Linked DNA regions of Homo sapiens: region 1 is linked to region 2. The links are chromatin loops, found by intact Hi-C in ENCODE. Cell type or tissue: PC-9. All regions are shown on one strand. Each heading gives the region's core, and the rest is flanking DNA. Links, peaks and the distances in the headings are about the cores only. Region 1 has its middle 30 kb from the start of ULK4. Region 2 overlaps ULK4 (unc-51 like kinase 4).

What was found. A loop is a pair of places that touch in the nucleus more often than their neighbours do. Peaks named below come from ENCODE experiments on the same cell type or tissue, not always from the same donor. Only the 100,000 strongest peaks of a DNase experiment are listed, where the experiment ranks them.
Region 1: it touches region 2 in a loop (10-fold over the local background); 1 of 110 quality-filtered maps calls a loop at or near these places.

The regions. Positions count from the first base shown.
Region 1 is chr3:41,987,280-41,996,539 of GRCh38, reverse strand. No RefSeq gene overlaps it. Among named protein-coding and RNA genes, the nearest start is that of ULK4, 30 kb to the right of the region's middle. In PC-9, for the core only: no CTCF peak of the experiment used is centred there; a DNase peak (open chromatin) is centred at 4,859; H3K27ac peaks cover 768 bases.
Region 2 is chr3:41,928,518-41,937,777 of GRCh38, reverse strand. It overlaps ULK4 (unc-51 like kinase 4), which reads left to right. Exons shown (of 37, transcript NM_017886.4): 4 at 1,838-1,977; 5 at 5,772-5,934. Among named protein-coding and RNA genes, the nearest start is that of ULK4, 29 kb to the left of the region's middle. RefSeq lists a silencer at 2,995-3,195. In PC-9, for the core only: no CTCF peak of the experiment used is centred there; DNase peaks (open chromatin) are centred at 4,317 and 5,107.

The DNA of each region.
Region 1 (9,260 bases), core at 3,920-6,419, 58 kb before region 2:
AACAAAATACAAAATTAGCTGGATGTGGTGGCACATGCCTGTAATCCCAGCTACTCAGGAGGCTGAGGTGGGAGAATCGCTTGAACCCAGAAGGCTGAGGTTGCAATAAGCCGAGATCGCACCACTGCACTCCAGCCTGGGCAACAAGAGCAAAACTCTGTCTCAAAAAAAAAAAAAAAAAAAATGCTGGCACGGTGGCTCATGCCTGTAATCCCAGCACTTTGGGAAGCCAAGGTGGGCAAATCGCGAGGTCAGGAGTTTGAGACCAGCCTGACCAACATGGTGAAACCCTGTCTCTACTAAAAATACAAAAAAATTAGCTGGGCGTGGAGGCAGGCGCCTGCAATCCCAGCTACTTGGGAGGCTGAGGCAGGAGAATCGCTTGCACCCGGGAGGCAGAGGTTGCAGTGAGCCGAGATAGCACCACTGCACTCCAGCCCAGGTGACAGTGCGAGACCCTGTCTCAAAATAATAATAATAATAGGGCTGGGTGTGGTGGCTCACACCTGTAATCCCAGCACTTTGGGAGGCCAAGGTGGGCAGATCACGAGGTCAAGAGGTAGAGACCATCCTGGCTAACATGGTGAAACCCCGTCTTTACTAAAAATACGAAAATTAGCCAGGCATGGTGGCATGCGCCTATAGTCCCAGCTACTCAGGAGGCTGAGACAGGAGAATCACTTGAACTCAGGAGGCAGAGGTTGCAGTGAGCTGAGATCGTGTCACTGCACTCCAGCCTGGGTGACCAAGTGAGACTCCGACTCAAAAAAAAATGAATAAAAATTAATAATAATAATAATCCGAATAAAAAGGCTAAAAGACCACATGCAAAACACAGTGATGCAAGATGAACCTGGAGTATCTTGTAATGCCAGGAAGTAAAGACATACTAAAACAAAAACTAAACCCACAATCATGGGGTTTATGTCAAAGGGGCATGGGAGTCAACTGAAAAAGTTTCCAGTGGCCAAAGCTGGAAGAATTTGAGCAACAAAATAAATAAAGTAGTATTGGATTATAACTCAAAGTACAAAATAAATATCCATGAATCCATGTTGACATAAATACATAAATGAATAAATACATGGGGAAGAAGAAAAAAAATCTCCCATACAGAAGAATTCCAAATAAAGTATGTAGAACTCCACTTCTAACAGATGGAGCATAACTCCCACTCTGTCTGTGTGGGCTGTGCTTAGTGACTTCCTTCAAAAGAGTACAGTATGGCTTGGGCATCGTGGCTCATGCCTGTAATCCCAGCACTTTGGGAGGCCAAGGTGGGCAGATCACCTGAGGTCAGGCGTTCGAGACCAGCCTGGCCAACATGGCAAAACCCTGTCTCTGCTAAAAATACAAAAATTAGCCGGGTATGGTGGTGCACACCTGTAGTCCCAGCTACTCGGGAGGCTGAGGCAGAAGACAGGAGAATCACTTGATCCCGGGAGATGAAGGTTGCAGTGAGCTGGGATTGCGCCACTGCACTCCAGAGTGAGACTCTGTTTCAAAAACAAACAAACAAAAAAAGAGTACCTTCACAGTGGAGACAGTTGACAAACACTTCCTCAGGCAGTGAGGTGATCAAGATTGACTCAACAGTAATAAGTCATGCCAATAGTATGTTCCCTTAGTAGTATGTGATGGGAATGGCACTTTATCTCCTTTATCTCCATGCTCCTCCTCCCCAAAACCAATAGCCCCAGTCTGGTTATGAGAAAAAGATCAGACAAATACCAATTAAGTGACAGTCTAAAAATACCTGATCAGCAATTCTCAAAATTGAAAGGTCATCAGAAACTAGGAAAGTATGAAAGACTGTCAGAGGCAGAACCCAAAGAGACAAGATGATTAAATGTAATGGGGTATCCTGGATGGGATCCTGGAACAGAAAAAGGACATTCAGTAACAACTAAGTAAATATGAACAAAATGAGGACTATCATTAATAACAAGCATCAGTATATGTTCATTAATTATGACAAATGTACCATACTAATGTAAGAGGTTAATAGTAGGGGAAACTGGGCGTGGGGCATATGGAGACAATTTGTATTATCTTTTTAATTTTTCTGTGAATCTAAAATTATTCTAATATAAAAGGTTTATTTTAAAAATAGTGATAAACATTGAAACCAGTATGATTTAAAGTTTAAATAATTTGGCCAGGCATGGTGGCTCACACCTGTAATCCCAGCACTTTGGGAGGTCAAGGCTGATGGATCACTTGAGGTCAGGGGTTTGAGACCAGCCTGACCAACATGGTGAAACTCTGTCTCTACTAAAAATGTAAAAATTAGCTGGGCGTGGTGGCACATGCCTGTAGTACCAGCTACTCCAGAGGCAGAGGTGAGAGAATCACTTGAACCCGGGAGGCAGAGGCTGCAGTGAGCCAAGATCATGCCATTGCACTCCAGCCTGGGCAACAGAAGGAGACTCCATCTCAAAAAATAAAATAAAATAAAATAAAATAAAGTTTAAATAATTTGTTCCTCATAGTATAGTGGTTAAATATTTTTAAAAGAAAAAGTTTAAATAATTTGTAATATGATGAAGATAGTTAATGAATTGGTTACTAAAGAAATGTTTAAGTATAAAAAGTAAATATAATTTCAAGTTAAAATATGCTATTTCTACAAAATCTGGGAAGTCATAGGAGAAGGAAGAGGATGGAGAAACGAGGTAAATTGAGAGGTTTCACCCGGGCGTGGAGGCTCATGCTTGCAATCCCAGCACTTTGGGAGGCCAAGGCGGACAGATCACTTGAGGCCAGGAGTTCGAGACCGGCCTGGGCAACATGGCAAAACCCTGTCTCTACCAAAAATACAAAAATTAGCCAGGTGTGGTGGTGCGTACCTATAGTCCCAGCTACTCGGGAGGCCGAGATGGGAGGATCGATTGAGGCCTGGAGGTCGAGGCTACAGTGAGCTATGATTGTGCCACTGAACTCCAGCCTGGGTAACAGAGCAAGAACCTCTATAACTAACTAACTAACTAACTAACTAACTAACTAAATAAATAAATAAATAAATAAATAAATGTAGGTTTCATCCTGTGCTGTGTATAGTTTTTATGGAGAAATATAATTTTTTTAGATATTAGGTGTTAACTGAAATTGTTATAGGACACCTAAATCAATAGAGGAGAAACTGATAAAGCATAATATAGTCAAAACATGAAATATGACAAGAATAAGGCCAATGAGTTATCAATGGTTATAGTAAATATTAAAAGGTTAAATTCTCCTTTAGAAAGAGAAGGCTTGAGACCGGGAGTGGTGGATCACACCTGTAATCCCAGCATTTTGGGAGGCCGAGGCAGGTGGATCACAAGGTCAGGAGATCAAGACCATCCTGGCTATCACACTGAAACCCCATCTCTACTAAAAATACAAAACAATTAGCCGGGCATGGTGGCGGGTGCATGTAGTCCCAGCCACTTGGGAGGCTGAGGCAGGAGAATGGTGTGAACCCGGGAGATGGAGCTTGCAGTGAGCCGAGATCACGCCACTGCATTCCAGCCTGGGCGATAGAGCGAAACTCCGTCTCAAAAAAAAAAAAAATTAAATTAAATTTAAAAAAAAAGAAAGAGAAGGCCTCGCTGGGCACTGTGGCACATGCCTGTAATCCCAGCAGTCTGGCAGGCTGAGGCGGGTGGATCAGTTGAGCTCAGGAGCTTGAGACCGGCCTGAACAACATGGAGAGACCCCCCATCTCCACAAAAAATACAAAAACTAGCCAGGCGTGGTGACAATTGCCTGTAGTCCCGGCCACTCAGGAGCCTGAGGTGGAAGAATTGCTTGAGCCCAGGCGTTAGAGGCTGCAGGTGAGCCGTGATCGTGCCACTCCACTCCAGCCTGGGTGACAGAGTGAGACCCTGGTCAAAATAGAGAGAGGGAGAAGGCTCTCAGAGTGTGGGGGTGGGGGTAGGGGAAGAAAGAAAATGTAGCTCCATAGAATTTTTTTTTATTTTTTATTTATTTTTATTTTTATTTTTTATTTATTTATTTTTGAGACGGAGTCTCGCTCGTCGCCCAGGCCGGAGTGCAGTGGCGCACTGCAAGCTCCGCCTCCCGGGTTCACGCCATTCTCCTGCCTCAGCCTCCCGAGTAGCTGAGACTATAGGCGCCCGCCACCACGCCCGGCTAATTTTTTGTATTTTTAGTAGAGACGGGGTTTCACTGTGTTAGCCAGGATGGTCTCGGTCTCCTGACCTTGTGATCCGCCCGCTTCGGCCTCCCAAAGTGCTGGGATTACAGGCGTGAGCCACCGCGCCCGGCTATTTTTTATTTTTTTGAAATGGAGTCTTGCTCTGTCGCCCTGGCTGGAGAGCCGTGGCGCGATCTCGGCTCAGTGCAGCCTCAGCCTCCGCGTCCCAGGCTTAAGCAATTCTCTGCCTCAGCCTCCCAAGTAGCTGGGATTACAGGCGACCGCCGCCACGCCCGGCTAATTTTTTTGTATTTTTAGTAGAGACGGGGGTTTCACCATCTTGTCCAGGCTGATCTTGAGCTCCTGACCCCAGGTGATCCATCCACCTTGGCCCCCCAAAGTGCCGGGATTACAGGCATGAGCCACGGCGTGCCCGGCCACTCCACAGAATTAATTTACAAAAACACATCAGAAAGAACGTGATTTTTTGAAATTTGAAAATTGTGGGAAGGGCAAAAATATAACAAAAGAATGCACAGTAAATAAAGGCAAAAAAGAAAAAGAAAGCATAGGTGACTCTATTACTAAAGCATGTTATCCTTAACATCTCTATTCTTGTGTTTCTCAGTCAGCTCACACACAACCTGGGTCCTTATCAGGCCTGATTGCAGTTCATTCCACCCTTTGCCCCAGTAAATCTGAGGATTTTGAAAAATGTTTACGTTTTCCAAAAATCCATTCCCTTATTCTTGTCACCTCTTGCCTCGGGCCACTAAATGACTCATTGCAGGTTTCTTGCCTCTGCACATCTTTTCAATCTATGCCACTTCAAGGCCCCACAACTGTCTACCCAAGCACAGCTAATATCAGGCTGTCATGTTTAATTAGAATTGACTAAGACCTGAGGATAGTAATTACAAGTTCACCAGATAGAAAGACTCGATGTTGTGATATGTCATTTACCCCCAAATTAATCAGTGAATTTTATGTAATTCCAACCAAATGAAAAAGAAATTTTATTTTAAGGAAATGACAATGTATTCTAAAATTGCTGTGGAAGAATTCATACATACGAATATCTAAGACTATTTTTAAAAATCAACTGGTACCACTCCTGACCAGAAAGCAAAATGTAACATAAAGTCACAGTAATTAAAGGATTATTTCTGTCATAGGAATAGACAACTACAACAACTGCACAGAACTGAGAGTTGAAAACAGAATAATATATCTGTGAGAATTTAGTTTTATATCTAGCAGGGCACTATTTTCTCTACTTCTTAGTAGTCCAGATTCTTTGGGTTCCTAAATAATTCAAATAGAAACTGTTTTACTGGAAGAAAACCTTAAGAAGTTGTATTAATCATATGGTGTCTACCGTAACATGGGTTCTCGGGAAAATCCTGGGAAGTATGTAGTCCACAGAAAAGATTCTCTAAGTGTTCCTTTTTTTTATTTTTATTTTTTGGTTAGGGGGTGTGGGGACAGAGTCTTGCTCTGTCTCCCAGGCTGGAGTGCAATGGCAAGATCTCTGCTCACTGCAGCCACGCCTCCTGGGTTCAAGCGATTCTTGTGCTTCAGCCATCCGAATAGCCAGGACTAAAGATGAGCACCACCACACCCAGCTAATTTTTGTATTTTTAGTAGAGATGGAGTTTCATCAGGTTGGCTGGGCTGGTCTTGAAATCCTGGCCCTAAGTGATCCGCCTGCCTTGGCTTCCCAAAGTGCGTGAGCGACTGTGCCTGACCTTCTTCCTTTTTTTTTTGGCAGAGTCTCGCTCTGTTGCTCAGGCTAAAGTGCAGTGGCCCAATCTCGGCTCTTTCCAACTTCTGCCTCCTGGGCTCAAAGGATCTTCCCACCTCAGCCTCTAAATAGCTGGGACTACAGGTGTGCACCACCATGCCTGGCTAATTTTTGTATTTTTAGTAGAGATGGGGTTTCCCCATGTTGCCTAGGCTGCTCTCGAACTGGTGAACTCAAGGGATCCGCCTGCCTCAACCTCCCAAAGTACTAGGATAACAGGCATGAGCCACCGTGCCCAGCCTTCTACCTCTTTTTAAAGAGATGATCCTGATATTGTATCTCTAGGGTCCTTATCTCATCCTTTGATTTTCCAAGATTAACAACCTCACCAATACATTCAGCAGTTTTTTAAAAGCTTTTTATTATGAAAAAAAATTCAAACTTAAAAATAGAATCACAGCCAAGCATGGTGGCTCACACGTGTAATCCCAGCACTTTGGGAGGCCAAGGTGGGAGGATTGCTTAAGGCCAGGAGTTCAAGACCAGCTTGGTCAACATGGCGAGACCCCCATCTCTACAAAAAAAAGAAAAAGAAAAAAAAAGAAAGAAGAAAGGAAAGAAAGAAAAGAAAGAAAAGAAAGAAAGAAAGAAAGAAATTAACCAGGCATGATGGTACACGTAGTCCCAGCTCCTCCAGGAGACTGAGTAGAAGAATTCCTTGAGCCCAGGGTTTGGAGGCTGCAGAGAGCTATGATCATGCCACTGCATTAGCACTACAGCCTGGGCAACAGACCAAGACCTCCATCTCAAGGGAAAAAAAAATATACACACACACACAAGCACACACATATGTGTATATTTGTATATTATATATACATTATATATAATATTTATATATTATATAAACATTATATATAATACCTATATACATTATATATACATTCATATATAATATATAATTTATATATTATATAAATTATTATATTAAATTAAATGTAAATACATATTATATATAATTACATAGCTAGACATGGTGGCCTGTGCCTGTAGTTCCAGCTACTTGGAAGGCTGAGGCAGGAGGATCGCATGAGCTCAGGCATTCCAGGCTGTAGTCACTACGATTGCGCTTGTGAATAGCCGCTGCACTCTACCCTGGGCAATGTAACAAGACCTCTTCTCTAAATTTCTTTAAAAAAGGGCTGGGCGCGGTAGCTCACACCTGTAATCCCAGCACTTTGGGAGGCCAAGGCAGGAGAATCACCTGAGGTCAGGAGTTCAACACCAACCTGACCAATATGCAGAAATCCCGTCTCTACTAAAAATACAAAATTAGCCAGACATGGTGGTGTGTGCCTGTAATCCCAGTTACTCGGGAGGCTGAGGCAGGAGAATCATTTGAACCTGGGAGGCAGAGGTTGCAGTGAGCCGAGATCACCCCATTGCACTGGGTAACAAGAGCGAAACTCCCTCTCAAAAAAAAAAAGGGCTGGGTGCAGTGGCTCACACCTGTAATCTCAGCACTTTGGAGGCAAGGTGGGAGAATCACTTGAATCTAGGAGTTCTAGACCAGCCTAGGCAATGTGCGGAAACTCCGTCCCTACAAAGAATTAAAAAAAAAAAAATTAGCCAGGTTTGGTAGCATAGCCTGTAGTCCCAGCTACCCAGATACCCAGAGGCTGAGGTGGGAGGATCACCTGACCCTGGGAGGTCACACCACTGCACTCTTAGCCTGGGTGACAGAGTGAGACTCTTGTCTCAAAAACCAAAAACAAATTATATAAGGAGCCCTCATGTATTCATCACTAGCTTCAAGAATTATCAACGCAAAGTCAGTCTATCTCAATCCTCACTCAAGTCCCTCATCCCTTGGATTGTTTGGAAGTAAATCCCAATCCCAGACATCATATTTTATTCATAAATATATCAATGCAGCCAGGAGCGGTATCCCATGCCTGTAATCCCAGAACTTTGGGAGGCCAAGGCAGGTGGATCACTTGAGGTCAGTAGTTCAAGACCAGCCTGATCAACATGGTGAAACCCCATCTCTACTAAAAATACAAAAATTAGCCGGATATGGTGGCGCGTGCCTGCAATTCCAGCTACTTGGGAGGCTGAGGCGGGAGAATCACTTAAACCTGGGAGGCAGAGGTTGCAGTGAGCCAAGATCATGCCAGCACACTCCAGCCTGGGCAATAGAGTGGTAGAGTGAGACTTTGTCTCCAAAAAAAAAAAAAAAAAAAAAAGTAAATATTTCAATGTGTATCTCTAAAAGATAAGAAGACTTTTATGACAAGTTAGCTAAAATGTACATATTATTAGTGAAACTGTGTTGACAAAACTCCCCCTGACATGGCTTTCTATCTTGATATGGCTTTTTTGTGGGGCTGGAGATCTTTCACAGATTTTTCAGTTTCTTCTATGGGTATTGTTTTATTTTTGATTTCCTATCTCTTTTTGTGTCCATTTTGTTAATTTGAATTTTGCTAAAAATAGATCCATTTCATCAAATTTTCTAATTTATTTTTATGAAATTACATCTAACAAAAGACAATTTAAGATACATCAGGTTAATGCCAAAGGAACCATTGATGACTCAAGAGGGGCATTGGAACAACAAAGGTCATGTGCGGATGAAAGGGGATGGATCCAGGGAACAAGTGGAGGGGCTACCCTTAAATAGGAGCAGACCATCCATCGTATCTGAGGAAAGACAGTTTGTGGGTTCAGATGCATGTAAATGGATTGACTTAATAATCCTGGGGAGAATGGGGGAAGGGATGAGACTACCAGAGGTTAAAGGAGAGAGAAGTTGTGAAATAGTCAGCTCAGACCGGAAGAAAGTAAATTGTCTAAGAAAATGTGGAGGCCTGAGAAGCCATTTGCGAGCTGTGGGTTACAAATCTAAGGAAGGCCTAGGTCAGCAGGGCTGTGTGTTTTCCTCCAGCCGCCATCTTCTGCTCCTATGTTGGCACAGAAGGGAGGAGAGGAGTGGAGTTTAACCAACATTGTGTTTGATCAGACGAGTTTAATGAAGAATGAGAAGGGGAAGGTAGTATACAGAGGAGAGCGATTTTAGTGCTATGGGGAAGTAAAAACGAGGGAGTGATGGAGAGTGAAAAAAATCATTTGTGGTGTAGGTGAAAAAATAGCCATGGCATGAGAGAGTTGTAGGAGAAGCAGTGTCTTCAGTGAATGTCCAGTAGATTTGTCTCATGACAGACTGAGTCCAGAGGGCATGGTGGAAGGGAGACACAGTGGAAGGGTGTGTGGGAGAGTGCTGTACAGACTGTTTCAGGATAGAAATACAAGAGAGGAATAATGGCCTAGAGGCTTCCATTTCTTCTGGATGTTAGTCCCTGCCTATAAATCATGCTG
Region 2 (9,260 bases), core at 3,030-5,529:
AATAAATTTATAAAGTATCTTTGTTTTTATGAAAAGCATACTGTACCTCATAAAATTTTCAGCAATGTGAAAAAGTACAAAGATGAACCAACAAATAATTAGAGATAACAAGTTATAGCTATTGCTTCATATAGCTTTCTAGGACCATATACAGGGAGAAAGGTGACTAAATACATATTATCTGGGCTTTTAGTTTCAAAATTTTTAACAGGGAAAAAATGTAATAACCACTGCTAAGTACTACTATTAACTATTAATAGGTATTACTGTTAGTGTACTTCTGTTTATACATTGAGTAACAATAAAGGATAATTGAATATTGATATAATTATTACTAGCTTTATGCATCTAACTTATATTGATACTTAGAATTTATAAAACTTAAAGAAGTAATTTGGATTAATAACTTATTTGATTTTATTTTTCTGAATCAATAGGACAGGATTATGGTTGATTACTTCCATGGATGTACACATGGACAAGGTTATCAAGACACAGTCCTGGAATTAGTTTTTTGCTTCAGCTGTTGTTTCTGATCTCTGACCAGATGTAATATCCTAACTGTAAAACATGCCTACGTTTGTAACTGCACGTCACCCACCAAAACAAAATAAAACCCCAAATACCTCTTCCCTTCATCATAGTAATTCATATTCAACTTTTCAATGCCAGCAGAAACTTTACTTTTACTGAATTTGGCTGTTGTATTAATATTTAATTTTTGTAGGTATATAGTATGTGTGTGTATTAATATTTATGGGGCACATGAGATAGTTGGTACAGGCATGCAGTGTGTAATAAGCACATCAGGGTAAATGGGGTATCCATTTCCTCAAGCGTTTATCCTTTGTGTTACAATCCAATTATATTCTTTTAGTTATTTTAAAATGTACAGTTATTATTGACTTTAGCTACTTGTTGTACTATCAAATACTAGTTTTTATTCATTCTTACTATTTATTTGTACCCATTAACCATCCCCACTCCCCCACCACCTCCCCACTATCCTTCCCAACCTCTGGTAGCCATTCTTCTGTTCTCTATCTCCATGATTCCAATTGTTTTAATTTTCAGCTCCCACAAATGAGTGAGGACATGCGATGTTTGTCTTTCTGTGCCTGGCTTATTTCACTTAACATAATGACCTCCAGTTCCAACTGTGTTGTTGCAAATGACAAAATCTCTTTTTTATGGCTGAATAGTACTCCATTGTGTATATGTATCATATTTTCTTTATCCATTCATCTGTTGATGGATTGGCTGTTGTAATCTTGACCCTTTAAAAAAAAGTTTATTTCTGGCACTTAGATGGTAGAGAAGTAACTGGGACCTTGGAAGAATATAGCAATGGGATTCTCAATGTGCCTGACTTTGGCCTTTTATTTCATCAATGGCGCGTGCTAAGGGTTGTGATTATCTGTTAAGGAAAGGCATAGTCTTTTTTGCCATGCAGTACTTTGCAGAATGTGACCTGACTGCACAACAGTAAACGATACTATACTTTGCATAATGTGATTTAAGTGCACAGTTTTGGGGTATTTACCATTAGTATTTATAGCTGTTAGGGTTATTATCCTTTCATCTTACCTGCTTGCTTCTCACCATTCATCCATAGGGAGCAGGCACTTTCCTGAATCTGTCTCTGGTGCTTGGGCATAGACTTCTGTTGCAGTGCTCGGGCCACTGTATTTACTCACATGTGTGTTCCTTGACCAGGCTGTCAGCGTTTACTGTCTTGATCATTTTTTAATGTTCGTATCTGTCAGCGTGGAACCTCTCAGGGGCACTCTGTGATGGTAGGGGGTTGAAATGGGTGATTTTAATCAACCTCTTGCAGGTGGTTCCTTAAAAACAGTTATTGCTCAAGATGAAAACCTCCCAGAAGATGTTGTGAGAGAATTTGGAATTGACCTGATTAGTGGATTACATCATCTTCATAAACTTGGCATTCTCTTTTGTGACATTTCTCCTAGGAAGGTAATTCATGAAAGTTTTTGATTTTCTAACTGCTTCTGTCTCAAATTAGAGTGCTTTCTCAAAGATGTTGTTATTTTTGGATAAAATTTTGGTATAGAATATCTTGAAATTTTAGTTAATCTTTTTTTAAAATAAAAGGAGGCAGGGCACGGTGGCTCATGCCTGTAATCCTAGCACTTTGGGAGGCTGAGGCGGGCGGATCACTTGAGGTCAGGAGTTCGAGACCAGCCTGGCCAACATGATGAAACCCCATCTTTACTAAAAACATAAAAGGCTAGGCGCGGTGGCTCACGCCTATAATCCCATCACATTGGGAGGCTGAGGCGGGCGGATCACGAGGTCAAGAGATGGAGACCATCCTGGCCAACATGGTGAAACCCCATCTCAACTAAAAAAAAAATACAAATTTAGCTGGGCGTGGTGGTGCGCTCCTGTAGTCCCAACTATCTGAGAGGCTGAGGCAGGAGAATTGCTTCAGCCTGGGAGGCAGAGGCTGCAGTGAGCTGAGTTCGTGCCACTGCACTCCAGCCTAGCAACAGAGCAAGACTCCGTCTCAAAAAAAAAAAAAAAAAAAAAAAAAAAAAAAAAAAATAAATAAATAAATAAAAACACAAAAAATAGCTGGGCATGGTGGTGAGCGCCTGTAATTCCATCTACTTGGGAGGCCGAGGCAGGGAGAATTGCTTGAATCCGGGAGGCAGAGGTTGCAGTGAGCTGATGCCACTGCACTCCAGCCTGGGTGACAGAGCGAGACTCCATTTCAAAAAAAAAAAAAAAAAAAAATTAATAAATAAAAGGAAATATATGGTACAGTATTTTAGCTGCCTAAGTTGCTTTTTGAATGTGAAGTCTCCCTTTCAGAGCTCTTTGAGTAATTACTTAATGCACTAACCTATATTGTAAATGATGAACCCAATATGTCTATAAGATAAGGCCCTCTTAGCTCTTAAGTCATTGTACACATTTATGAACCATTATTTTAGTTTGATAGTGGCATTCTTGGCTATATGTGTATGATTCCTGATATTATGGATCAAATATTTTCTCTTTTGGTAAAATTAATTATCCATAACTAAATGTGCTTCAGTATAGTAGAGTCATGAAACCTACTTGGTTTCTGAGTTGCAATCAACACTAACACTTAGAAGCCATGTGAACCCGGACAAATTACCCTGCTTCTCTTTGCCTTAGTTTCTTTGTCACATGGAGATAGATTTTTCAAGATATTTGTGAGGATTACCTATTATATTTAGGTTAAGTTTCTAGGATACTTTTTGGTAAGTAGTGTGCTCACAGTGATGTCAGTTATTGTGTTTATAAGTACATCCTCTGAGGAATTGTACATATTACTGGTCTGAGTTTTTACTTTTTCTTTAATATGTGCCAAGGAAAGAAAAAGCTGGATATTTCATTTAAGAATTTTATTTTTGCAGGCCATCTGTATGAGAATATAATTAAACCTAAAAAAGAAAACTCCATAAAATCCTGTATAATGAATTGTAGTTCTTGTTTGAAATTATCATGTATGTGCCTCAAGTCTGCAGCTACTCAACTGTCATTGTAGTGCTGAAAGCAGCTGTAGACAATTTGTAAATACCTGGATGTGGCTGTATTTCAGTAACTTCATTTATGGATATGGAAATGTGGATTTCATGTAATTCATTGTTACATGTCTAGAAATATTATTTTGATTTGTTTCTCAGCCATTTAGAAATATAAAAACCACATTTTTAAAATTTTTTTATTTTATTATTATTTTTTTTGAGACACAGTTTCACTCTGTTGCCCAGGCTGGAGTGCAGTGGTGTGATCTCAACTCACTGCAAACTCAGCATGCCAGGTTCAAGCGATTCTCCTGCCTTAGCCTCCCAAGTAGCTGGGACTACAGGTGTGTGGCAAATTTTTGTATTTTTAGTAGAGACGGGGTTTTACCGTGTTGGCCAGGCTGGTCTCAAACTCCTGACCTCAGGTGATCCTACTGCCTTGGCTTCCCAAAGTGCTGGGATTACAGGCGTGAGCCACCATGCCTGGCTAAAAACCACATTATTTTTTTTTTATTAATTTTTTGTGTGTGGCAGTTTTCAGATACGGCTTAAAAAAAAAATCCAACACTCTTAGTTCATAGCTGTACAAGGCAGTGGCCAGGGTTTGTCCCAGAGGCTGTAGTTTGCTGATATCTATCCGGGAGTTGTTTAATGAGATTTATTATCAGCTGTTATGATCTGAAAAATTCAGGCTGCTTTGTAACCTAAACTTGTGTTCTAGAACAGGGGTTAGCGAAGGTTGGGCAGGATTCCTATTTTTGTATATAAACTTTCACTGGAACACAGCCACAACCTTTGGTTTATGTAATGTCAGTGGCTACCATTGTGCAACAACATAATTGAAGTATGAGATTCCATTGAAATGAAATGACATTGAAGTACAAAAGACTGTATGGCTCGTAAAGTCTAAAATATTTACTAGCTGGCTCTTTACCAACAACAAAAAAGTTTGCTGATCCCTGCCAGTGGTCCTCTGGACCAGCAGCATTAGGTTGACCTGGCACTTGGTAGAAATGGGCCCCATCCAGACCTGTTGAATCAGAAACTCTGGGGGTAGTGACTGGTAGTCTGTGCTTTAACAAGTCTTCCAGGGGATTCTGATGCTCACACAAGTTTAAAAGCCACTGTTGTAGACCAACAGACATCCTTAGTATGTATTTGTGACTAGAAGTTAAGAGTTAACTTCACATTGCCTTTATTTTATTTATTTTATTTTAGACAGGGTCTCGCTCTCATGCAGGCTGGAGTGCGGTGGCGCAACCTTGGCTCACTGCAACCTCTGCCTCCCAGGTTCAAGCGATTCTCGTGCCTCAGCCTCCTGAGTAGCTGGGATTATAGGTGCCTGCCACCATGCCCAGCTAATTTTTGTATTTTGAGTAGAGATAAGGTTTCACCATGTTGGCCAGGCTGGTCTTGAACTCCTGGCCCTAGGTGATCTGCCTGCCTCAGCCTTCCAAAGTGCTGGGATTACAGGTGTGAGGCACTGCACTTGACCCTACATAGCCTTGAAAAACCACAAAGCCACCTGACCCATTGTACCTATGTAGAAATACTTTTAATACGGGAAATAATAAAAGTAACAGAACATTAGTTACTGGCATGTTTTCAACAATCCATAGATTCTAATCACAAATTATATTAGCAGACTTGAGCACTTGTCACATGCCAGTGACTGTTACAAACCCTTTACTTGCATAACTTCGATTAATCCTTACAGCAGTCTGAAGAGTTAGGTATTATTTTTCCCATTTTACAGGTGAAGAGATTGGGGATTAGAAAGGTTAAATAAATTCTTTAAGGTCAGACAGCAAGTAAATGGTGGACCTGGGTCTAAAATCCAGATCTCCAACTTTAATCTTAATGCTACATTATGCTTCCTCACTTGAATAAACAACACCTCAGGCAGTTGGGTTTTCAAATCCTGTTATAGCTGACACTGAGAGTTGGCAAGGGCAGATTGTTTTATTTTCATCGTTGTTAATCTTTCCCCAAACCTGAAGTTTTCCACTATGGTTATATGATGTGTTCATTATATACATCTGAGAATGAACAATTTAATTTTTTATTTGATTATTAAAAAGTTGGATTTATTTTTCTTTAGCTTTTAAAAAAATTATAAGCATTTATTTTTCTGAGTTCTGATAAAGAATAGCAATGCTGAAAAGTTCTTTAGTACAATTATAAGAGGTACTGATATATGTACAAATTAAGTTGATTTTTTTTCTGAAAACATTTATTTGATCTTCATAGATACTCTTGGAAGGGCCTGGCACACTGAAGTTTAGCAACTTTTGCTTGGCAAAAGTGGAAGGTGAAAATTTGGAAGAGTTCTTTGCTTTGGTGGCAGCAGAGGAAGGAGGAGGTGATAATGGGGAAAATGTCCTGAAGAAAAGCATGAAAAGTAGAGTCAAAGGTATGTGGACCTGGAAAGCTTAAAGATCATAACTCTAGTTGTGGACCATCCAAGTCCTGTGTTTAGGAGACAATGTCAGTCTTTTGTTTTGCCACTCAAATAAGATATTGAAAATGGTAATGACCAGCAGACATAGTCTGGGCATAGGAATGGCTTTGTCCATGGCCTAAAGTATTCAATGTGGATCTACTCTGTAAGGCCTGGGGAACCTTAACAAAACCTGTATTTCGTCCTCAGCTTTATGTTTTACTGAGCACTCATTAGCACATAGGAAGGGAATGGTGCCTGGCACATTAGCGGCTCAATAGAAATTAGTTGAGTGAATGATATTCTGCAGTTGAAACATATTTCTTTCTTTTTTTTTTTTTTTTTTAAGTTCTAGGGTACATGTGCAGAACATACAGGTTTGTTACATAGGTATATATGTGCCATGGTGGTTTGCTGCACCCATCAACCTGTCATCTACATTAGGTATTCCTCCCAATGCTATCCCTCCTTTAGACCCCTACCCCCTGACAGGCCCCGGTGTGTGATGTTCCCCTCCCTGTGTCCATGTGTTCTCATTGTTCAACTCCCACTTACGAGTGAGAATATGTGGTGTTTGGTTTTCTGTTCTTGTGATAGTTTGCTGAGAATGATGGCGTCCAGCTTCATCCATGTCCCTGCAAAGGACATGAACTCATCCTTTTTTATGGCTGCATAGTATTCTGTGGTGTATATGTGCCACATTTTCTTTATCCAGTCTATCATTGATGGGCATTTGGGTTGGTTCCACATCTTTGCTATTGTGAATAGTGCCGCAATAAACATACGTGTGCATATGTCTTTATAGTAGAATGATTTATAATCCTTTGGGTGTATACCCAGTAATGGGATTGCTGGGTCAAGTGGTATTTCTGGTTCTAGATCCCTGAGGAATTGTCCTCCGCAATGGTTGAACCAATCTACATTCCCACCAACAGTCCAAAAGCATTCTTATTTCTCCACAGCCTTGCCAGCATTTTTGTTTCTTGACTTTTTAATAATTGCCATTCTGACTGGTGTGAGACGGTATCTCATTGTGGTTTTGATTTGCATTTCTGTAATGATCAGTGCTGGTGAGCTTTTTTTCATATGTTTGTTGGCCGCATAAATGTCTTATTTTGAGAAGTGTCTGTTCATATCCTTTGCCCACTTTTTGATGGGGTTGTTTGCTTTTTTCTTGTAAATTTGTTTAAATTTCTTGTAGACTCTGGATATTAGAACTTTGTCAGATGGGTAGATTGCAAAAATTTTCTCCCATTCTGTAAGTTGTCTGTTCATTCTGATGCTAGTTTATTTTGCTGTGCAGAAGCTCTTTAGTTTAATTAGATACCATTTGTCAATTTTGGCTTTTGCTGCCATTACTTTTGGTGTTTTAGTCATGAAGTATTTGCCCATGCCTATATCCTGAATGGTATTGCCTAGGTTTTCTTCTAGAGTTTTTATGGTTTTAAGTCTTACATTTAAGTCTTTAATCCATCTTGAATTAATTTTTGTATAGAGTATAAGGAAGGGGTCCAGTTTCATTTTTCTGCATATGGCTAGCCAGTTTTCCCAACACAATAGGATTTCCTATTAAATAGGAAATCCTTTCCCCATTGCTTGTTTTTGTCAGGTTTGTCAAAGATCAGATGGTTGTAGATCTCTATTCCGAGGTCTGTGTGCTGTTCCATTGATCTATATATCTGTTTTTGTACCAGTACCATACTGTTTTGGTTACTGTGGCCTTGTAGTATAGTTTGAGGTTAGGTAGTGCGATGCCTCCAGCTTTGTTCTTTTTGCTTAGGATAGTCTTGGCTATGCGGGCTCTTTTTTGGTTCCATATGAAATTTAAAGTAGTTTTTTCCAATTCTGTGAAGAAAGTCAATGGTAGCTTGATGGGGATAGCTCTGAATCTATAAATTACTTTGGGCAATATGGCCATTTTCATGATTTTGATTCTTTCTATCCATGAGGATAGAATTTTTTTCCATTTGTTTGTGTCCTCTCTTATTTCTTTGAGCAGAGGTTTGTAGTCTCCTTGAAGAGGTCCTTCACATCCCTTGTAAGCTGGATTCCTAGGTATTTTATTCTCTTTGTAGCAGTTGTGAATGGGAGTTCACTCATAATTTGGCTCTCTGTTTGTTTGTTATTGGTGTATAGGAATGCTGGTGATTTTCGCACATTGATGTTGTATCCTGAGACTTTGCTGAAGTTGCTTATCAGCTTTAGGAGATGTTGGGCTGAGACGATGGGGTTTTCTAAATATACAATCATGTCATCTGCAGAGACAATTTGACTTCCTCTCTGCCTATTTGAATACCCTTTATTTCTTTCTCTTGCCTGATTGCCCTGACCAGAACTTCCAATACTATGTTGAATAGGAATGGTGAGAGAGGTTATCCTTGTCTTGTGCCGGATTTCAAAGAGAATGCTTTCCTTTTTTGTCCATTCCGTATGATATTGGCTGTGGGTTTGTCATAAATAGCTCTTATTATTTTGAGATACGTTCCATCAATACCAAGTTTATTGAGAGTTTTTAGCATGAAGCGGTGTTGAATTTTGTTGAAGGCCTTTTCTGCATCTATTGAGATAATCATGTGGTTTTTTGTCATTGGTTTGTTTATGTAATGGATTACATTTATTGATTTGTGTATGTTGAACCAGCCTTGCATCCCAGGGATGAAGCTGACTTGATCATGATGGATAAACTTTTGGATGTGCTGCTGGATTCAGTTTGCCAGTATTTTATTCAGGATTTTCACATCGATGTTTATCGGGGATATTGGCCTGAAATTTTTTTTTTTTTAATATCTCCGTCAGGCTTTGGTATCAGGATGATGCTGGCCTCATAAAATGAGTTAGTAAGCAGGAGTCCCTCTTTTTATATTGTTTGTAATAGTTTCAGAAGGGATGTTATCAGCCCCTCTTTGTACCTCCGGTCGAATTCGGCTGTGAATCTTTCTGGTCCTGGACATTTTTTGATTGGTAGGCTATTAATTACTGCCTCAATTTCAGAACTTGTTACTGGTCTATTCAGGGATTTGACTTCTTCCTGGTTTAGACTTGGGAGCATGTATATGTCCAGGAATTTATCCATTTCTTCGAGATTTTCTAGTTTATTTGTGTAGAGGTGTTTATAGTATTCTCTGATGGTTCCTTTGTATTTCTGTGGGATCAGTGGTAATATCTCCTTTATCATTTTTTATTGTGTTTGTTTCTTTTCTTTGTTAGTCTTGCTAGTGGTCTATGTATTTTGTTGATCATTTAAAAAAAAACAGCTCCTAGATTCATTGATTTTTTTTTTGAAGGGTTTTTCGTGTCTG